Linked DNA regions of Homo sapiens: region 2 is linked to region 1. Evidence: read pairs that join two places in POLR2A ChIA-PET (ENCODE). Cell type or tissue: PC-3. All regions are shown on one strand. Links, peaks and the distances in the headings refer to the core of each region. The heading gives the core; the rest is flanking DNA. Region 1 overlaps PARD3 (par-3 family cell polarity regulator). Region 2 overlaps PARD3 (par-3 family cell polarity regulator).

Region 1 (9,721 bases), core at 1,138-9,137:
CCACCTTATTGATGAATGACACTTTTGCTGAACAGGTTTCTATCCTAATATTCTAATACTGTATTAGAAATAAATGAGTAATTTGAATTCAGGTAAGGGAAATGGCTAAGTATTACATTTGATTTACATTTTTATCATTAGCATTTATATAAGCTGTTAATTTTCATAGTTTGTCAAAATGGGTGCATTTGAAATCAAAGAGAAAGTTTTTCTTGGTAACGTGCTGAGAAGGGGTTTCAGTGAACTTACAGTATTACTACAATAGTGTAGTTGATGTTAAATGAGGAATGCAGTTGAAATCCCCAGCAAGTTTACTTTTTGTGGGTTATCCTGAAAAGATGTAGCAATTTAAATAAATTTTTCTCCTTTGCTGAAATGTCTAGAACAATACAATACAGACTTTTAAAAATCCTTCACGCTTGTGTATGCCATCCCAACATCCTCAGTCATGGCCTGAAAAACCTCTGGCCACTCAGATCCTAATTTTTTGCATCAAGATCACTCCAGGTATCTCTCCTTTTCTAGGCTTTGTTTTTGGTAATACTCATCTTTTAAGTTTCACCTGACTGCATCATGGGCTTTTCTCCATCATGCATTTAATAATGATGTTGTTGCTATCTAAAATAAATATCATCATTTCTTCTGGCAGAAAAGATCATATTGACCATTTAAAACCTAATTCTGATGTTAACTTTTGCCAAGATTTCCAGCACTTCCTACCCCCAGTAACCCAGGCAATTACAACACAAGTGAATGGCTTTGGACTCATCTCTACACCACCATATAATTATCACTGCTTGTAATTCTTTCTCCTTCACTAGGGCATACGTCCTTTAAGGACAGAGACTGTGTCTTGCAGTACCTGCTCTGCAGCAGTTGCTCAATGAATGAATGAATAAACAATGCAAGTTAGTGGGGCTTCTTTGTAAATTTCCTGGTAATTTTTCAAAGGACATTCACAGTTTAGAATGCGTGTAGCATTTTCACATTATAAGACATTTGAGAGAGTATCTTTGGCTTTAGGAAACTTCAAACCAGAAAAATTGCATGCATTGCCCTGAGCTATATAGTTGTAGCGTCAGAGGTAGTAATAGACTCGAGGTCTCTGTTTGACAATCATTTATGAAAAATAAATGTGCTAAATTCTGTTTTGTTCTACCAGGTTGAGCAGATATGTGGAAAATTAGACTTTTACTAATATAGCAAAGTATTAAAATTAATAGATGTAACACTTTGATCGATGTCTAGAATTTTCTCTTCTTCTTTTTTCACTGGACAGGTAAATACCAGCTGTCCCCTACAGTGAATATGCCCCAAGATGACACTGTCATTATAGAAGATGACAGGTTGCCAGTGCTTCCTCCACATCTCTCTGACCAGTCCTCTTCCAGCTCCCATGATGATGTGGGGTTTGTGACGGCAGATGCTGGTACTTGGGCCAAGGCTGCAATCAGTGATTCAGCCGACTGGTAAGCTCATCGTCCAGGGTTGGAAAACATGAATTAATTACAGTCCCATTTTATGTTTAAGTGGCTTACTGCTAAATACAGTTAATCATTTTTTTAATAGCTCTGTCTTCATGGTTTTTATATACTTATCACTCTTATAATAAAAGATTATACCCGAACTCTGTAAATTTAATTGTTTTAGCCTTCAAGAGCTATAGTTAGTAATATAACCAAAACAATGACAAAACTACTACCAGTCAAAAAACCGTGCTCATTTGTTTTTCACTTTCACTTTATGATTTATTTCACATCTGTGTTAATTTGATGCATTGTTTTTTAATTAAATAAATTCTTGGTAACTCCCTAAATTGATGGCAACAATTAGATACTTTTGCAAAACTAAGAGTTGATGTGTTCTAAGAGTGGGAGGAGGCTTTTTTTAAAGTGTTTTTTTTTTTTTTTTTCAGAGTGCTATAACCATACTGTTTAAAATGCTTTGTAATTGCTTTTAACATAGTGACTTCTGGGGCACTCCCTGCTATTTTCTTTCCTGTGTCTTTCAAAATAGAAGAAAGCATTTGATACTACTGAGCCAATGTGTGGCTCATGAAGGTGGATGTGTGCCTTAATGTTTATGCCTAGTAATTATATACATCAATAAGCAAAAGCAGAGCTCCTCTTGGGGACGACCTCACAAGGTTGTAGTGATAATTAACACAAACCATGTGAAGTATTGTACCAGAATTTTCTCATTGCCCTTTCTCTGGGGTCTTTTATGAATATATCAGCAAAATCATATTTAAATGTTATGGTGTTGTTCCTTCACCACTTAGCCATTCCTGCTTCCTACTGTTTTTCTGGCTTGTGTCAACATTAAATATTAGATAGGAGGTGTCTGGGGGACTGGCATTTATTTGCGTTAACATTTTTAGTGATGATCTTAACAAAGTGAACCACTCCCCCAATCCTCTTCCCTGACTCTCCACATGAACACACAAAATACAGTTCATTTATCTGTTAATTATGAAGATGTTCTCTTGGAATAAATCACACCTCTTATTTGGGACCTTGAAAAGTTCATCTCTAGCTTTTCATTTCTTTCTTTTTAAATTCTCTTTTTGAAAGCACAGGATTTAAAAATAGAACTACCCTCAAACCTGTATGATAATGGCCCATCTTTGAATGAGGTTTTTGATTAAACATAGAAGGGAAGACTACAATATAAAGTAAAAACCCATTTGAAATCTGCAGATGGTGTTACATTGACTGCTGTGTCTCATATCTCTTTCTGAAAATGAAAGTAGCAACAACAGAGAAAGCAAGGATTAGATAGACGCAGTGTTCATCTTAGGGACAAAAGCCTTTAAATCTCTACCATGATGAGAAATTGTGGAGGTGGTCATAGTCTTTGGGGCATTATAAAGCAGTATATTAGTGAAAATAGATAAATAAGTAGAAGGGATAGATTGTGGCATTAATTTCCCTAAGGGGGATTTGCAAAATGGTGAGGACTTGGATAATTTTGCTGTGGGGAATGTGGGGCAAAGAAAATAATATGAATGAAGGGTTATCCAAACAAGAATGCCAGCTGTTCTGAATCACAGCAGAAAATGCAAGCTTTTCCAGCCTGACAATATCTTCCCTAATCCTTGATGAAAATGCTATGAAAACAAAAGGCCAATAAGACAGGATTAATAACTGGAATTTTAATAACATTAGGGGTCAGGATATGGTTACATTCTTTAAAGAATCAGCTGTCATTCCTGCCATCTAACTTGTTAAATATTCCAGTGTACCGTTTATTGTGTCTGAAATAAGTTTAGTGGGAATATTGATAGGGAAGAATTAATTTTGTCATAGTTTAAGAATATTTAGTTATTTAAGACTCTTACTAATGCACAAACTCATTTGACATTTTAAATTGTACATGTAGTTCACTGCACAGTTGTCGAAGGCCATGTCAAATGGCTAAACTTACTTGTTTACTTATAGAATATACTATTTTCAATCCATTAATCAATTGAGAGAACATTAATAATGTGTTTCTGGGGGAAAGGAAATAACAGCAAAATTCTAATCTTAATGGTAACATAATTTTAGAGGATATAAAATTAAAGGTGCACCAATATGTGGTTTTCAGGCGAGATTGGCAGTGACAATTTGTATTTCTTTGAAAAATCTTTTACCAACAATTTATTTCTACTAACACTGTATTTCAAATGCATTCTGTTTACAAGTTTGGTGCAGTATTGGAGTTGAGGTTTTTTTTGTTTTGTTTTTGTTTTTTTTTTGAGACGGAGTCTCGCTCTGTTGCCCAGGCTGGAGTGTAGTGGCGCGATCTTGGCTCACTGCAAGCTCCGCCTCCCAGGTTCACACCATTCTCCTGCCTCAGCCTCCCAAGTAGGGAGTTGAAGTTTTAAATTATTCTAGAAGAGGTAAAAAGAATTGGTTAGCATGTGCAGAGTGACTGAAGAGATCCACTGACAATATATAAAAGAATTATTGGAAATATATTATTTAGAGTTTGCTGTTGCAAGATTGTGTCATATTTCTTATCATATGGGTTTTGATTTTTTACTTTTAGAAGTGTGTTTTTTTCACTTGGGTGTATGTGCTCTCATCATATAAGCCATTTACACCTAAGCATAGTAGTATGTGAAGGGGCATCTGAGGGTAGATGTCTGTCATCATAATTTGTGTTTGATAATTTGAGATAGTCTTCATTGGGTGATGACTGACTTGTTTAGTAGTTAGCAATTTACATGGGGCTTTCACCTTAGGTTGCTGAATTCTCTTGTTAGCTTTTTAAGTGAATGAGACAACTGTTCTCTTTATTGAGCATATTTAATACATAATGAGCTCAAAACATTTCAAGTCACCCTACCCAGTGGCAGGGCTTTTGCCTGCTATCTTACTTTTCAAACTTTTACCATAGCTCTTTAAGAGCCAACTCTCATTTCATGCACAGTAAATCGCAACTAAATTTCTGATGTACATCCAAAGGTTGACTGTTTTTTTACTAGTATGGATGATAGTTCTTATAAGGCCATAAAGGGTTGGAAAAGCTTGCTTCCATCAGAAACATGAGGAAGACTATCATAAATTCAGCTGACAGTGGAAGGAGCCCTGGGCATTTTTAGTGTGCTCAGTTAGCTGTAGAGGGATGTTCTCTCACCTGGCCAGATAGGCAAGGTGGCCGGACCTGATATAGTAGAGCTAGTATACTTACTTACCCAATGTGCCCAGCACAGAGAAAACCCTTTTCATATTATGAACTGTGGCTAGAACACCTTATAGCACTTTAGAATGTGTTCACAGATTTTTACAAACAGGAGTGATTCTGGGACATCTTCAACCACTTGCGTTGGAGGAACACTTCAGAAGGCATCCTGTTACCAGGGATTTGCCATATGCTTCCTTATCATGCCCGCTTGAGCCACTGTGTTGGTGTCACCCAAATCAAATGTCATCTAAACTTAGTCATTTTCTTCCTGATTCTCATATACTGTTTATTCACTCATCTATGCATCCTCAGCATCTGTTTCAGACTTCTGGTTTAGTATTTTTCTTATGAGCTCATAGAGTACAGGGAATCTTTCTTATCTGTTATTTGGATCTACGTACCTGGCACAATGCCTTAATCAGAATAGGTTCTAATAAATGTTTGTTGAATTGATTTCTTTGTTTTAATATTTCAGAGAAACTGCAGCCTTATGAAATGGCATGCCATAATGGCATTTTTTTTCTTTCCTTAAAACACAACATAAAAGATACATAAGAAGGCTAGAATGTACTCTTTTTGAAACTTCTATTTAGTTACAATTTATATGGTCACTTGTTCGCTGCTAGTGTTTGTATATAATATATGACAGGTTTCCTGAAAAATTCAGTTGTTCTAATATCAGGCTCATTTTTTATGATCATCTTGAAATAATTCTGTATTGTCAAATAGAGTGAAGAAACAGAGAGGAAAGTAGAGAAGGAGAAAATTCACATGGAGAAAGAGTTACTCTAAAAGTTAAATTAATTTTGTATTTTTCTATCACTTTCTATACAGCCACAGTTTTTTTTTTAATGGACTGTATTTGTATTATTTAGTTGAATTTTTCTTGAGGAATATACATATGTATATTTACACTTGCAGGTATGTATGAACCTCCCTAAAATGGATGCGTGCTATTTTTAGTAAATATTTTTATTTTTATTTTTTCTTCACTCCAGCTCTTTGAGTCCAGATGTTGATCCAGTTCTTGCTTTTCAACGAGAAGGATTTGGACGTCAGAGTATGTCAGAAAAACGCACAAAGCAATTTTCAGATGCCAGTCAATTGGATTTCGTTAAAACACGAAAATCAAAAAGCATGGATTTAGGTAGTGAGTACAATCTCCATGAATCTTTATCTAAATAAGTTTTAAATGCTTTCAGGATAAAATTGATGGTCCCAAGCAGATGTCTGTTTACTTTGAGCAATAGAGAAAATAAATGTGAAATGTGGCAATTTGGCAAAAATTAGTTTTTCTCCCAGTTTGAGATAACGATATTACTCATAAGTGGCATGTTTACATAATATGCAATATGTTAATATATATGTTTTCTTAAGAGAATGGAAACAAACACATATGCATATCATGCTATGTCCATGTATCTTTATTTTACAAAATGAAATGTTTTAACACTTTGGCTATTTAAAACCAATTTCATTGAAATTGTATTTGGTTGGTTGTGGGATTTTTGAACTAGAAGAGAAAATTTTGGAGAGAAACCATTATCTCAATCCATGTCTAGAATTTGGTTACTTCATGATGTCTTCCTTTCATTGCTGTTCTTTAAGGTTTATTTATTGGAAGCTTTCATATTTTGATAATTAAGGCATTTAATCAAAGTAATAATTTGAGAGTATTTATTATAGAAAGTATTTAGGAGCAAATGAGAGGAGGAAAATAATCATAGTTGTTCAAACACCAATCAGGTAGTGTCTCTTTAAATCCAAATCCACCAAAAAAAAAGTAAAATAATTAATTATATTTATACACTGAATGATTTAAAACCTTTGTTAATCAACTGTAACTTATGCTGTTCTCTGGTGGCTGTTTGTATTCCAAGACTAAAAGCATTAATTTATCATACGCATAAAGAAAAATTTGGTGATGCATTGCCTTGGCTAATTATGATATGCTAACATATAACACACATGTCTGTGAAATGAAATGACTGGCATATTGCATGGAGACACTGCTTTTTTTTCCTCCTTTTTTGATTATGAATGTTTGCTTGATGTTTCATAGTATTTGCATGAAATATTAGCTGAGGATCGTCACCTAACTAAAAAGATCTGGGAATGGTGGAAGCATGGTGGGCTATGGGAACTAACTGGGCTAACTATTATACATTTACCTTTTAACAGTAGCTGACGAGACTAAACTCAATACAGTGGATGACCAGAAAGCAGGTAAGAATGGACAGTTAGACTGTTGCCATAGAAACGATGGCCCACATAGCTTATCACAATTATAGAGCTGCCAATCATATGCCATGTAAACATACATATTCCAGTCTTACGCAGATGTTTTCATTGTGAGAAATTGAATTACATAAGAAAAGAAATATTTTCTGTTAGTAGAAATTTATCAGTGGTGTACTTACTAAATAGTAATATGATTTACTGCTTCAAAAAGGCTAGAAACAACCTAGATTTTCTTAATTATATTCATGTAAGGATGTTTTATCCCAATTTTTAAAAAATCAAAATCCTGCAAACGTGATCTGTTATGGTAGAGTCCTAGGTTTTTAAGTCAGCTATGTGATGTCTAGGTTAACATCCAAAAAGTGATTCTCAGAGTGGTGATTTTGATTTGAAAGATAATAGTGCCAATATAAATGTTTTTCATTGTAGGACAACGTCCGGTATTGCTATCATTAGTCATTCAGAAAGGCATATTCTTTTTTTGATGCTGGAATTAGCTTATAATTAACCTGACGTTGGATTAGACTATATAATGCATATGGCTTCATATCTTAACTTTGTGAGCTTGTTCTAAATTCGTTACTTCTAAAATACTGCCAAATCATTCCATAGAAACAATGGATTATATTGAACTGGGATTGCATTATAGTCATCGATTTTGCTTTTTATGTTATTGTATGACAGTAATCACAGGAAGGTCTTTTAAGTGTAGTTAACGTGCTTTGTATAATTGACCATTTATGACTTATTATAAGTTTGGAATAGTGTTTTAATCTGTATCCAGTATGATGTAGTTACACTACTTAGCACTAATTAGCTTCAATTTGCCTTTTTAACTTGCAGTAGTAAATTAGTTTTAGCTGCTTAAAAAATGTGTATCCCACATATATATATGTAAAAATTATTGTAAACATGGTTGGAGTTATATTCTTTGGAGTATAAGATAGATTGTAAAAACGACATCTAATAAATCATAAGATTAACTGTATTGCACGGCAGTTAACCGTAGCCTTATCCCTTACTGAGTTGTTTGTTGTTCTTATGAAACCTAAAGTTTATTGAAGCAGAGCTAAAGAGAAATGTTATGTGATAGTTCACATATGTAAAATAGTAGTTAGTTTTTACAGTTAGCAGTATAAGCAATAACCCCGATCCAAGTAAACAGTCATAAAAACCAAATTGAGCTGCTCAGGTAAAGGACCTGACTTCATATACAATGTCAGTTAGGTAAAATAAGAAAAATACTTAATTTAACCAACTCACAGCTACTATAAGGAAAAGGACAGTTTATTGTGATCTACAACATAATGATATCCAAGTTATAACTCAGTGCGTTAGATAACTTTCATGGAAAGTCATTACATAAGTTTCAAGGCAGATTTTATAGTCTAATCAAAAATCAAACTGTGCTAGATTCTAGAGAAAAAGAACTTTTTTTTTTTTTTTTGCACTTTGTGCAGTCTATTCTACCAAATTAAATTAGAAAATATTGGGGCAAAAAATTATTACAAAGATGTCAAAATACTTGGTCTGTTGATTTTACATCTAAATGAATAAAATACCTAAAGTAGATATTTTATTATTTCCCTGTCCCCTAATATTAGACAGTGAAAAGATTTTCACTTATTTTTCTTTCGTCACTTCACTTGACTTGAGTTTTCAAGAAAGATTATGATTTTATAGATTAGTCCAAAGGTTTTTGGGAGAATCATAGTGGCATTTTAGCATTGAACATCTGTCTAGCCTAGCCATAAGCCTTTCATAATGAAAATTGAATTACATTTCCCTCTGCCCCTTGCAAAAGACATCCTTTCCTTTCTTTTTTTTTTTTTTTTTTGGCAAGAGGGATATTACTAAGTAGGAATAGGAAACAGATCTAGGAAAATAGTATGATTATGATTTCCCTCTTTTTTTTTCCATATTTAGGAATCTTGTATCATATTTTGGGGATAAATATTTCTCCTCAAATTATAACAAGGGAGAACAGGTATAAGAAGAGAATTGGATTTCTAATGGTTTCATTCTTGAAGTATAGAGATTAGCAAAGTATGCTAATGACCTAAAAGATATGTGTAAAGTAAGAGCTTAAAATATTGTTTTAAAATTAAGACAAAAGATACTAACTTTTATGATGTAAATAAAATCTTTTCCATATATTTTATGTACAAAAAGACTTTTTCAATTTTCATTACTAGTAAAATGCTGTTTGTATTGTTAGGGAATCCTTTTAATTTTTTTTCTAAAGACATTTGACTGAATCAATGTGTTAGGGATTTTAATAACTTCGCTGAGAAATCCTAACATATCATTCAAAACCTTTGTTATAGTTTCTTGGTCAAATATAGTACTAAAGTGTATGTTACTCATATTATAAATCGAATGTTAGCAAGCTTTTTCTGTAAAGGAACAGATGGTAAATATTTTAGATCTCTGTTGCAACTTTTACATTCTACCATTGTTGAATGAAAGTAGTCATAGACAATATGTAAATACATGGGCATGGCTGTGTTCCAGTAAAATTTTCCACATTTGACTCACAGTTTGCTGATCTGTGTTACAGGTTCAGAAGTTGTAGATAATTGACATTTTGTATAATTTTTTATTGTAAAAGTTTTCATCTATACATAAATATACAGAGAGTAGTTCATTGACCTTCCACAAACCCAGGGCCCACCATCCACAATGGTCAACAGTTTGCCAAAAGGTTATTTCAGAGTGTTATGAATTTAGGGAAACAAATAGGTAGGTATGCTCTGAATTGCACTTACAAAATTATCGTTTATCGAATTATACTTTGACCATTGTTTTT
Region 2 (9,721 bases), core at 1,233-9,232, 150 kb before region 1:
AGACACGCAGCCATATGTTTCAGAGCCATGAAGTCTTATTGCTGCCTTGGAGCAACCAGTTGGTGCCAAATGGCTTTATTAATCGCCAGTGTGTACAGGGTTGTGTGGTAAGGAATTAATTTGAAACTGGAACAGTTAAGACAGAGAAGTGGATAATGAGCCATTTGAATGTTTTTAAAGTGCTTCCGTCATACTCCCCCTGTAGAAAATAAAGCTTTTCAACTTCCGGCAGCATCCGATCCTTTACTTCATTTTTGTTCCTAGCACTGATCTCTTCGTGGCGTAGTCTGTGTTCACATGTGTATGCTTTGTCCTGTCCTCACCAGAATGGAACATCCTGGAGGGATTATTGGCCTTCCAGTTCAAACGATTCTTCTGCCTCCTGCCTCAGCCTCCCTAGTAGCTGAGACTACAGGCATGCACCACCACGCCCAACTAATTTTTGTATTTTTAGTAGAGACAGGGTTTCACCATCTTGGCCAGGCTGGTCTAGAACTCCTGACATCACATGATCTTCCCACTTCAGCCTCCCAAAGTTCTGAGATTACAGGCTTGAACCATTGCGCCCAGCTGTAGATATTTGTCTTTGGAAGAAAGACTTTGTAAACCTCCTTAGAAAGCTTTTAGTGGGGCGGGCAAGCGGCGGGGCCATGCGCATGGCATGCTGGGCTGTGGGCGCTGGCTGCTGGGAACCCGGCAGAACATGGCCGTGCATGTGTGCTGAAGGGAGAGGTGGCCACAGAGATAGCGTGTTCCTCATGATCAAGTGCCACTGCATCACCATCTTCACAGATGCCAGGGTGTCTAGCATGGTGTTTGAGTTGAAGTGCATCGTCGAGGGCATCCTCAGCAGCTGTACAGGGATGACCAGCTCTTGGATGTTGGCAAGACGCTGGGAGAGTGTAGCTTCACCAGCCAAAGTGCATGGCCACAGCCCCGGCCACAGCGGTGCTGGGCTTCCAGGCGGACGACGGCCTTGAGGCCCTGCACATCCCATGGTTAGGAAGCCCCAGGACACAGGAAGCAGTGCTCACGAGCAAGCCGTGCACAGAGGGCACTCTGCGTGTCCGTGAGAGGCCCACTTCCCCCAGTAAAAGAGATTTAGATGTCGGGGGCAAAAAAAAAAGGGTTTTAGTACCATGAAGATTCATTTGCATCCCAGTGCCTGTGGTCCCAGCTGCTCAGGAGGCAGGGGTGGGAGGATCCCTTCTGCCTGGGAGGTTGAGGCTGCAGTGAGCCCAGATTGCATCACTGCACTCCAGCCTGGGTGACAGAGCGAGACTCTGTCTCAAAAAATAAATAAATAAAAATAAATAAATAAAATAAAAATAAAAAATTCATGTGCAAGATGAAAAGCCCAGCTCTGATAAAAATGAAGTATGGAGATTACAGTGGAAGTTTAACACCTCATAGTTGTAGAGAGGCTTGCTGCTGTGAAGTAATTGTTGATGGTCAACATACACTGGGATAATTATGAAATCTTGTAAAGTGCAGGAGCTTCAAACGCACATCCTGAGGTGACAGAAAACTGGCAAATGAAATTGGCAAATTGCTAGTCCCCAGGTAAGAGAAAAAGATTACGCTTTTATATAGTATTGTGGAGTAAAGGTTATAATAATAAAGAAATGGGGGAATAATGCTTGACAGTTACTGCTGTATTTGAATCCTTAATAAAATAATAGAAGACAAATGTCAAAGGAGAGGGCATTGAGCATTTAGAGAATATCTGCAATGCAATCAATAGTCAATGTCAATTTTTGAAAGACAAATTACTTGTTAGATGAAGTTATAATTTTAAAATTTAATTACATGATTGTTGAACTAAATTGGTAAAATGAAAGTGATATGAGGAATTTGGTGCAGATATACCTATAAAATTATATGTGAAGAATTAATTTAGATTGACTCCCACTCAGATATTCTCATAAGGGAGTCAGCACTGCATGAAGGACCATAGTGCAAAATTAATAGTTAAAAAAAAAAAAAAGTAAAACCTGGATGGGATTTCTAGCCAGGGAGTTTATCACCAATATTTGAAGCGGCAATTCTTTGTCCTTTTCCTGGTAGAAAACCCTTTTTTTTGTTCTCTGGGGCCTTCCAACATCTGTAATTGTTTCTTTGCTACAGAGATTGCCCTTTCAATACTTGAGACAATCAATGTGAAAAGGACAGAGATAGATGGAAGTCCTGTATCTCAAGATGGAAGTCATTCATTTTCTTAATTTATTTATACAGTAACACTTTAACAAACATTTTCTCGGTGTCCTTTGCTGGATTAAAAACTGGGGGTAGAATCACAAAATTTAATGAGGCAGACAGATGAGAAAGTACCAGATCTAAGTGAAGTCAAGCATGATTTCACTTAGTCTGTAGAAACCTTTTAAACTTCTCAGAGATGGCAATGCCTGCCCGGCCGACCTTAGAAAAGAGAGTGAGTGAGAAGAGGCCCAGAAGAGAGAACTTGGAAGCCTCTTTGGCCTTCTGTAGTTGCAGAGTGTTCCAGTTGAGTGTAAGGGTGCAGAGACATTGTTCAGCTCACAGAGGATACAAAAATGGTCTTGTGCCCCAAGCAGACCGAAAATTCTGAGTTATGACGTCTGATTTGTGGTTTACAAAAGGTATCATGAGTGCTTTGTAGAGGATGACTTGGAGACGGCCAGGCCTGGAGAGAGAGAATAAATCAAGCTGAGAAATGATGAGGATCCGTGACTGCCAGTATGAAGTTCACATTTTTAAAAATCACAGCTGAATTATATATGTGTACATATATAATATATTTATTTTATATATAGCAATTATATGTATATAGTATGACATAGCCCTGCTGCTCAGAGTCACAAAAGGGTAATGGTCACTCAGACCAGCAGCACTGATGTCACCAGGACAATGAAATGCAGAATTTCAGATCCTACCCATTCCAGACCTACTGAAGCTCTTTAACAAGATTCCTAGGTGGTTTCTGTGCACATCAACCTTTGACAGTCTCTGACTTAGAAGACACTGAGTTGCCTCATCCAAAGCTACCTTGTTTGCTTTGTCACCTTCTAATCACATTGTTTCCAATCACATCTGGTACAGCCATACTGAATTTCTTGTAGTTTCTTTAATTCTCTTGAATTTCAGTGTCTGGCTTTTGCACATGCAGTTTTCTCTGCTCATGTATTGTCTTCCTTCTGCCCCATTCATCTGGCCAGGCACCACCACCATTGCCCTGAAACAAAACCAAAACAGACTGTAAACAAAAAATAAAATTTTAAGACCCCTAACCAACTGAATGGACCCATTCTTGGCCAAGAACATACCAATGTAAACCTGAAAACTAGTTCGGGCCATGATGGGAAAGGGGGATTGGATGTACCTTTTTATACCCTCCTCCCTTTGGAATTCAGGTATTACTGACCAGCATTAACATTAAAACAGGCTGGCTCGTGCCTCTAATCCCAACACTTTGGGAGGTCATGGCAGGAGGATCACTTGAGCCCAGGATTTTGAGACCAGCCTGGGCAACATGACACTGTATCTACAAAAATAAGAAAATTAGCCACTCATCGTGGCACGCACCTGTAGTCCCAGCTGCTTGGTAAGCTGAGGCAGGAGGATCGTGTGAGCCTGGGAGTTCAAGGATGCAGTGATCTACGATCGTGACACTGCTCTCCAGCCTGGGTGACAAAGTAAAACCCTGTCTCAAAAAAAAAAAAAAAAAAAAAAACCCAAAACGTTTAAACAGCCACATTATAGTCTCTTTGTAGCAATAAAATATATAACAAAATGACAGGTAGCTGGACCTTAAAGAAATCAAAGTATTTTACCCCAAAATATATTTCTGTGATGTATTTTGAAATGGCCCCACAAATCTCTCTCGCAAGGAGTCTGACACCTTTTTAAGTCTGATTAAAAATCATTTACCATCTATTCTCCCTGAAGCCTGCTACCTGGAGGTTTCATCTGCATAGTAAGAACCTTGGGCTCCACAACCCCTTATATTAACCCAGATACTCCTTTCTGTTTATTCCAGATCTTTAGATAATAACTTAACTCTTTCAACCAATTGACAGTCAAAAAGCTCTGAATCTATGACCCGGAATCCCTTGCTTCATTGTCCTACCTTTCCAAACTAAACCAGTGTACACCTTACATGTATTGATTGATGTCTGCTTATAACTTCTGTCCCCTAAAATGTATAAAATCAAGCTGTAACAAATCACCTTGGGCAATTGTTCTCAGGATCTCCTGAGGCTGTGTTGGGGGCATATCTTTAACCTTGGCAAAAATGAACTTTTTTTTTTTTTTGAGACAGAGTCTTGCTCTGTCTCCCAGGCTGGAGTGCAGTGGCATGATCTTGGCTCACTGCCGCCTCTGCCTCCCAGGTTCAAGGGATTCTTGTGCCTCAGCCTCCCGAGTAGCTGGCGTTACAGGTGGGCACCACCACGCCCGGCTAATTTTTGTATTTCTAGTAGAGATGGGGTTGCACCATGTTGGTCACACTGGTCTCGAACTCCTGACCTAAGGTGATCTGCCTGCCTTGGCCTCCCAAAGTGTTGGGATTACAGATGTATGCCACTGTGCCCGGCCTAAACTTCTAAATTGATTGAGACTTGTCTCGGATACTTTTAAGGGCCTGGCCTCTGTGGATATGACAGTGAAAGGTGAGGTTGTCTAGGAGTGGGTTGCCAATGAGGAGGAAGGTCCTAAAACCTAGGAGGGCAGCATGGCAAACACAATGACACGATCTGGCAGCCACGAAAGGAGCTTGTGGAGGAGTGGTCAGAGGCTTTCCACAAGAGGTGGCCTGCAGGAGAATGCAAAAGGTTCATAGGTAAAATTTAGCAGTTATTTTTCACTTGAAGTCTTTGCTAAAGCTCTTAAAGACAGTGCCTCTCTTAGATGTTCCTGTAGTGCTGTGTACTTATGAAGCAGCAGGATCACGCTGAAGTGCTGGATCATGTCTACATTCTCCAGGGCACTGAAAACTTCACGAGGGCAGAGACCAGGTCTATGTTGTATATTATGAGATCCTAGGGACATGGGGCTCAAAAATATGGGTTGATAAAGGGAAAGACATTTATGGCACTCTTGGCAAAACAACAACAACAACAAACAACAACAACAAAAACTATGTTAGTTGAGTACTCGAGAGGAGCAATGAAACAGCACACTCCTGTCAAAAGATTGCCTATGAAGAAAATAAGCACAAGAGCAGTATCTGGAATGGAATCTGACAGAGGGAGTGGTATAGTTCCTTTAAAGATTTATGAGAGTCGTTCATTTAGCAAATATTTACCTAAAATTCTCATGCTTTGTGAAGTCCGTATTTGTGATTTTAGCTGTTTGCTAAAATTTATTTGTAGCTCCTAAATTAATACTCGGGGCACCTTTGTGCTCATTCATGAACATGTGTTGGATGGCAAACAGTTTGAGTCACTTGACTAATATGTTTCCAGTTGAGGCTGAAGAATGGGAAACTGCCTTCTTGCTCTGGTTTTCATATTTTAAAAAAGTGTCCTTTTCATGGGCTATTTGGTGCCATGTTTTTCGTGCTTTTTGCTGGTGATTTTGCTGTTAAAATGGCGCCCAAGCATAATACCAACATGATGTCTAGCATTCCTAAGCACAGTTAGTCTGTGATATACCTTCCGGAGAAAATATATTATTAGGTAAGCTTTGTTCAGGTATGAGTTATAGTCCTGTTAGCCGTGAGTTTAATCAGCAATATATATTAATTAAGATGTCTTTATACAGATCACACCTAAGGCAAGGCTCTGTATTGAATGGTGAACAACAGGGTTGTGGTCAGAGGCTCCACCTAACCTTGTATTTCTCCTAGGAGCAGTGGTTGAGTATTTGCTAATTCAGTGTTTACAGTTACTTTATATAACATAACTATTGTGCAAAACTAGAATCAACTGTATTTAGTTTTCCGGGCACTGTTTTGGGCACTGAGGGTGAGACAGTGAGGAAGAAAGATACGTTCTATCCCCTTGTGGGTCTTACATTCTATCTGGGGCTGTTGGCCATATGGAAATAGAAAGGTAGCACATCTCCTACTCAGCACATATATGAGGAAAAGCAATATTATAAATAACAATAGCATAAGCTTCCCCCCTTTTTTCTGTTTTTTTTTCTCTCTCTTTTTTTTTTTTTTTTTGGTGACAGAGTCTCACTCTGTCGTCCAGGCTTGAGTGCAGTGGCATGAAATGGGCTCACTGCAGCCATGACCTCCCAGGCTCAAGCAATTATCCTGCCTCATCTTCCAGAGTAGCTGGGACCACAGATGCGTGCCACTGTGCCTAGCTAATGTTTGTATTTTTTGTAGAGACGAGGTCTCACTATGTTGCCTAGGCAGGTCTCAAACTCCTGGGCTCAAGTGATCCACCTGCCTCAGCCTCCCAAAGTGTCTTTTTTCTTTCTCATGTTTTGTTCATTTTTGTTTATCATCTGCAAGAGAAACACATTTTTGTTTGTTTGTTTTCTGAGATGGAGTTTCGCTCTTCTTGCCCAGGCTGGGGTGCAGTGGTGCGATCTTGGCTCACCGAAACCTCTGCCTCCCAGATTCAAGCTATTCTCCTGCCTCAACCTCCTGAGTAGCTGGGATTACAGGCATGCACCACCACACCTGGCTAATTTTTTTTTTTTGTATTTTTAGTAGAGACAGGGTTTCTCCATGTTGGTCAGGATGGTCTTGAACTCCCGACCTCAGGTGATCTGCCCGCCTTGGCCTCCCAAAGTGCTGGGATTACAGGCGTGAGCCACTGCACCTTGCATTTTTTTTTTTTAATTTTAAGGAAAATAGCTCACTCTTACCTGTTCACATGCCCCTCTATCCTCCCTCTAACTTGCTTCTTTTTTCTTCTCTCAGTTTCTTTCCACCTTATATTCCCCTGGTCTCAGCTTCAATCTCCTCATTGCTCATTAAGGTATGTTTCTGAAAGTACAAAAAGAATCTAGAAAAATAATTCCATAATATTCTCTCAGTGAAAGTCTCTGGTACCAGGTATGTAAATACCTTTAGTTATTTTCATCTGGGCTTCTCATGGTATTTAGTACTCTTCTAACTGTCCCTGTTGGACATTTACTAACATTTGCCTTTTACCTGTCCTGAGCCAGTCGCTGGGGAGTAGCAATCTGTTAGAGGATTTGTTCCTTTTTGAATGGTCAGAGGCCTGGGGCAGGGGCTCACACCTGTAATCCCAGCGCTTTGGGAGACCGAGACAGCAGGACTGCTTGAGGCCAGGAGTTTGAGACCAGCCTTGGTAATATAGCGAGACCCATTAATTTAAAAAATAGAAACATTAGCCAGGTCGGGCATGATGACTCATGCCTGTACCAGCACTTTGGTAGGCTGAGGCGGGAGGATAACTTGAGGCCAGGAGTTCAAGACCAGCTTAGACAACGAAGTGAGACCCTGTCTCTACAGAACATAAAAAAATTAGCTGGGCATGGTGGGGGGCACCTGTGGGTCCAGCTACATGGGAGGCTGAGGCAGGAGGATTCCCTGAGCTCAGGAGCTCAAGGATGCAGTGAGCAATGATGGTGCCACTGCAGTCCACTCTGGGAGGCAGAGTAAGATGCTGCTTCAAAAAAAAAAAAAAAAAAAAGATAAAAATTAGCAGGGCACAGTGGTGTGTGCCTGTAGCTGAGCATGGTGGGGGGCACCTGTGGTCCCAGCTACATAGGAGGCTGTGGCGGGTGGATTGCTTGAGGCCAGGAGTTAAGGCTGCAGTGAGCTATGATTGTACCACTCTACTCCCATTTGGGAGACAGAGCAAGACCCTGTCTCAAATAAATGAATGAATGGTCAGAATGGGATTCACTTTAGAGTGATTTTTTTTTTCTACTTTTCTACAGTAAATGACTCTCAACATCTTGGCCCCATATTTATTAGTTTTGAAAATCACTAGGATAATGATGTCTAGTTAGATGCTAATCAAATATGTATTGGTTGAAGTAGCTGGATGGTAGCTCTCCCATAGCAAAATAAGGACACCAAAATATATATAAAAGAGGAAAAGTCATTGTTGTGAACTGCTGCTTTCCATTTGCTCTCTGGGTGGCCAGATCACTCCCTGATGTGTCTGGCAGGGGCTCAACTAACTTTTCCCCTGAACTGTACTGGCTTAGCAAAGGACCTGGGGATACCACGTTTTTATGCACAGGATTCAGTAGCCAATGCCTGTTTTGATAAGTAGCTGGTCATTTACATCATTGCCTCAGGCCAGGTCCTTCACTCTCGCCTGAGAGGCAGGAAGAGAGAAGTCAAAGGCTTTTCACCTCTGATGTCCATTTCTTATGCCCCTTAACCACTCTGTTCTACCCTGGGGATGAAAGGAAAGGAGTCCCTGAACACACACTGGGGCCTACATGAGGGTGGAGAGAGGGAGAGGGAAAGGGAGGAGGGTGATGATAAAAATAAATAAATAAATAAATAAATAAAACAACTGTTGGATACTATGCTTATTACTTGGTTGGTGAAATATTCTGTACACCAAACCTGTGACACAAAACTTACCTGTATTAGAAACCTGCAGGGGCTGGGCGTGGTGGCTCACACCTGTAACCCCAGCACTTTGGGAGGCTGAGGCGGGTGGATCACCTGAGGTCAGGAGTTTGAGACCAGCCTGGTCAACATGGTGAAACCCCATCTCTATTAAAATTACAAAAATTATGCAGATGTGGTGGCAGGCACCTGTAATCCCAGCTACTTGGGAGGATGAGGCAGGAGAAGAGCTTGAACCTGAGAAGCGGAGGTTGCAGTGAGCCGATATCGCGCCACTGCACTCCAGGCTGGTGACAGAGCAAGACTCCGTCTCAAAAAAGAAAAAAAAAAAAAAAAAAAGAAAAAGAAACCTGCAGATGTACCCCTGTAGCTAAAATAAAAGTTTAAAATAAAAATAAAATATTGGAATACATCTATTTAAAAAACGAATTGGGAAGTATTTTTGTTCCTGACTGATATATCTTAGCCAACTTTAAAACATTTTGTTCCTACTTTGTTGGGGTGTGTGTCTAGAGTGGATGAGTTGTAAAAATGAATAGAGTCAATACTTGTCCTCTAGTTGAATAACTGGCCGATGCTGTTAAAAGTAGAAACAGGTTGGGCGAGGTGGTTCATGCTGGTAATCTCAAGGCTTTAGGAGGCTGAGATGGGAGTTTCACTTTGAGGCCAGGAGTTTGTGACCAGCCTGGGCCACACTGTGAAATCCTGTTTTTACAAAAAATAAAAAATTAATTAACCGGGAGTAGTGGTGTCCACCTATAGTCTCAGTTACTGGTGCAGCTGAGGCTGGAGGAGCACTAAGCCCAGGAGTTCCAGGCTGCAGTGAGCTGTGATCTTGCACTGCACTCCAGCCTGGGTGACAGAGCAAGACCTTGTCTCTAAAAAGACAAAAAAGGAGAAGCAAGGTGCAGTAGGAGAAAGAGGCAGAGGAATTTTACTAGTACGTCTGAGCTGGATTGTTTCCTTTGATCCTCCACACCTATCTGTGCTCTGCTCCATATGCCAAGAGGCCAGCCCCTCACACTGACTGTCCAGGCTCTATGCCGTCTGCCTTGTGCCTGCAAGGACTGCAGCAGCAGGGCATTGACAGAAGTGGAAAGATGGAAAAGGCAGGCTTATTCAGCCTTCCTGGCTGTGGCTTTTGTGCAGCTGTGGCCCTCTGGGGAATGTCACAGCTCCCCTTGCCTCATGTGAGCAGAGGGCACTATACCCTTTGTTGTCATTCCT

What was found. Peaks named below come from ENCODE experiments on the same cell type or tissue, not always from the same donor. Only the 100,000 strongest peaks of a DNase experiment are listed, where the experiment ranks them.
Region 2: POLR2A ChIA-PET joins it to region 1 with 14 read pairs; 2 of 35 experiments call an interaction of 5 or more read pairs at or near these places.

The regions. Positions count from the first base shown.
Region 1 is chr10:34,333,375-34,343,095 of GRCh38, reverse strand. PARD3 (par-3 family cell polarity regulator) reads left to right here. Exons shown (of 25, transcript NM_001184785.2): 16 at 1,280-1,469; 17 at 5,670-5,821; 18 at 6,853-6,897. Among named protein-coding and RNA genes, the nearest start is that of LINC02629, 430 kb to the right of the region's middle. In PC-3, for the core only: no CTCF peak of the experiment used is centred there; no DNase peak of the experiment used is centred there; H3K27ac peaks cover 477 bases.
Region 2 is chr10:34,479,907-34,489,627 of GRCh38, reverse strand. All of the region lies in intron 3 of PARD3 (par-3 family cell polarity regulator), which reads left to right. It also overlaps the pseudogene ELOBP4. Among named protein-coding and RNA genes, the nearest start is that of PARD3, 330 kb to the left of the region's middle. RefSeq lists enhancers at 299-835, 4,001-4,501, 4,502-5,002. In PC-3, for the core only: no CTCF peak of the experiment used is centred there; no DNase peak of the experiment used is centred there; H3K27ac peaks cover 335 bases.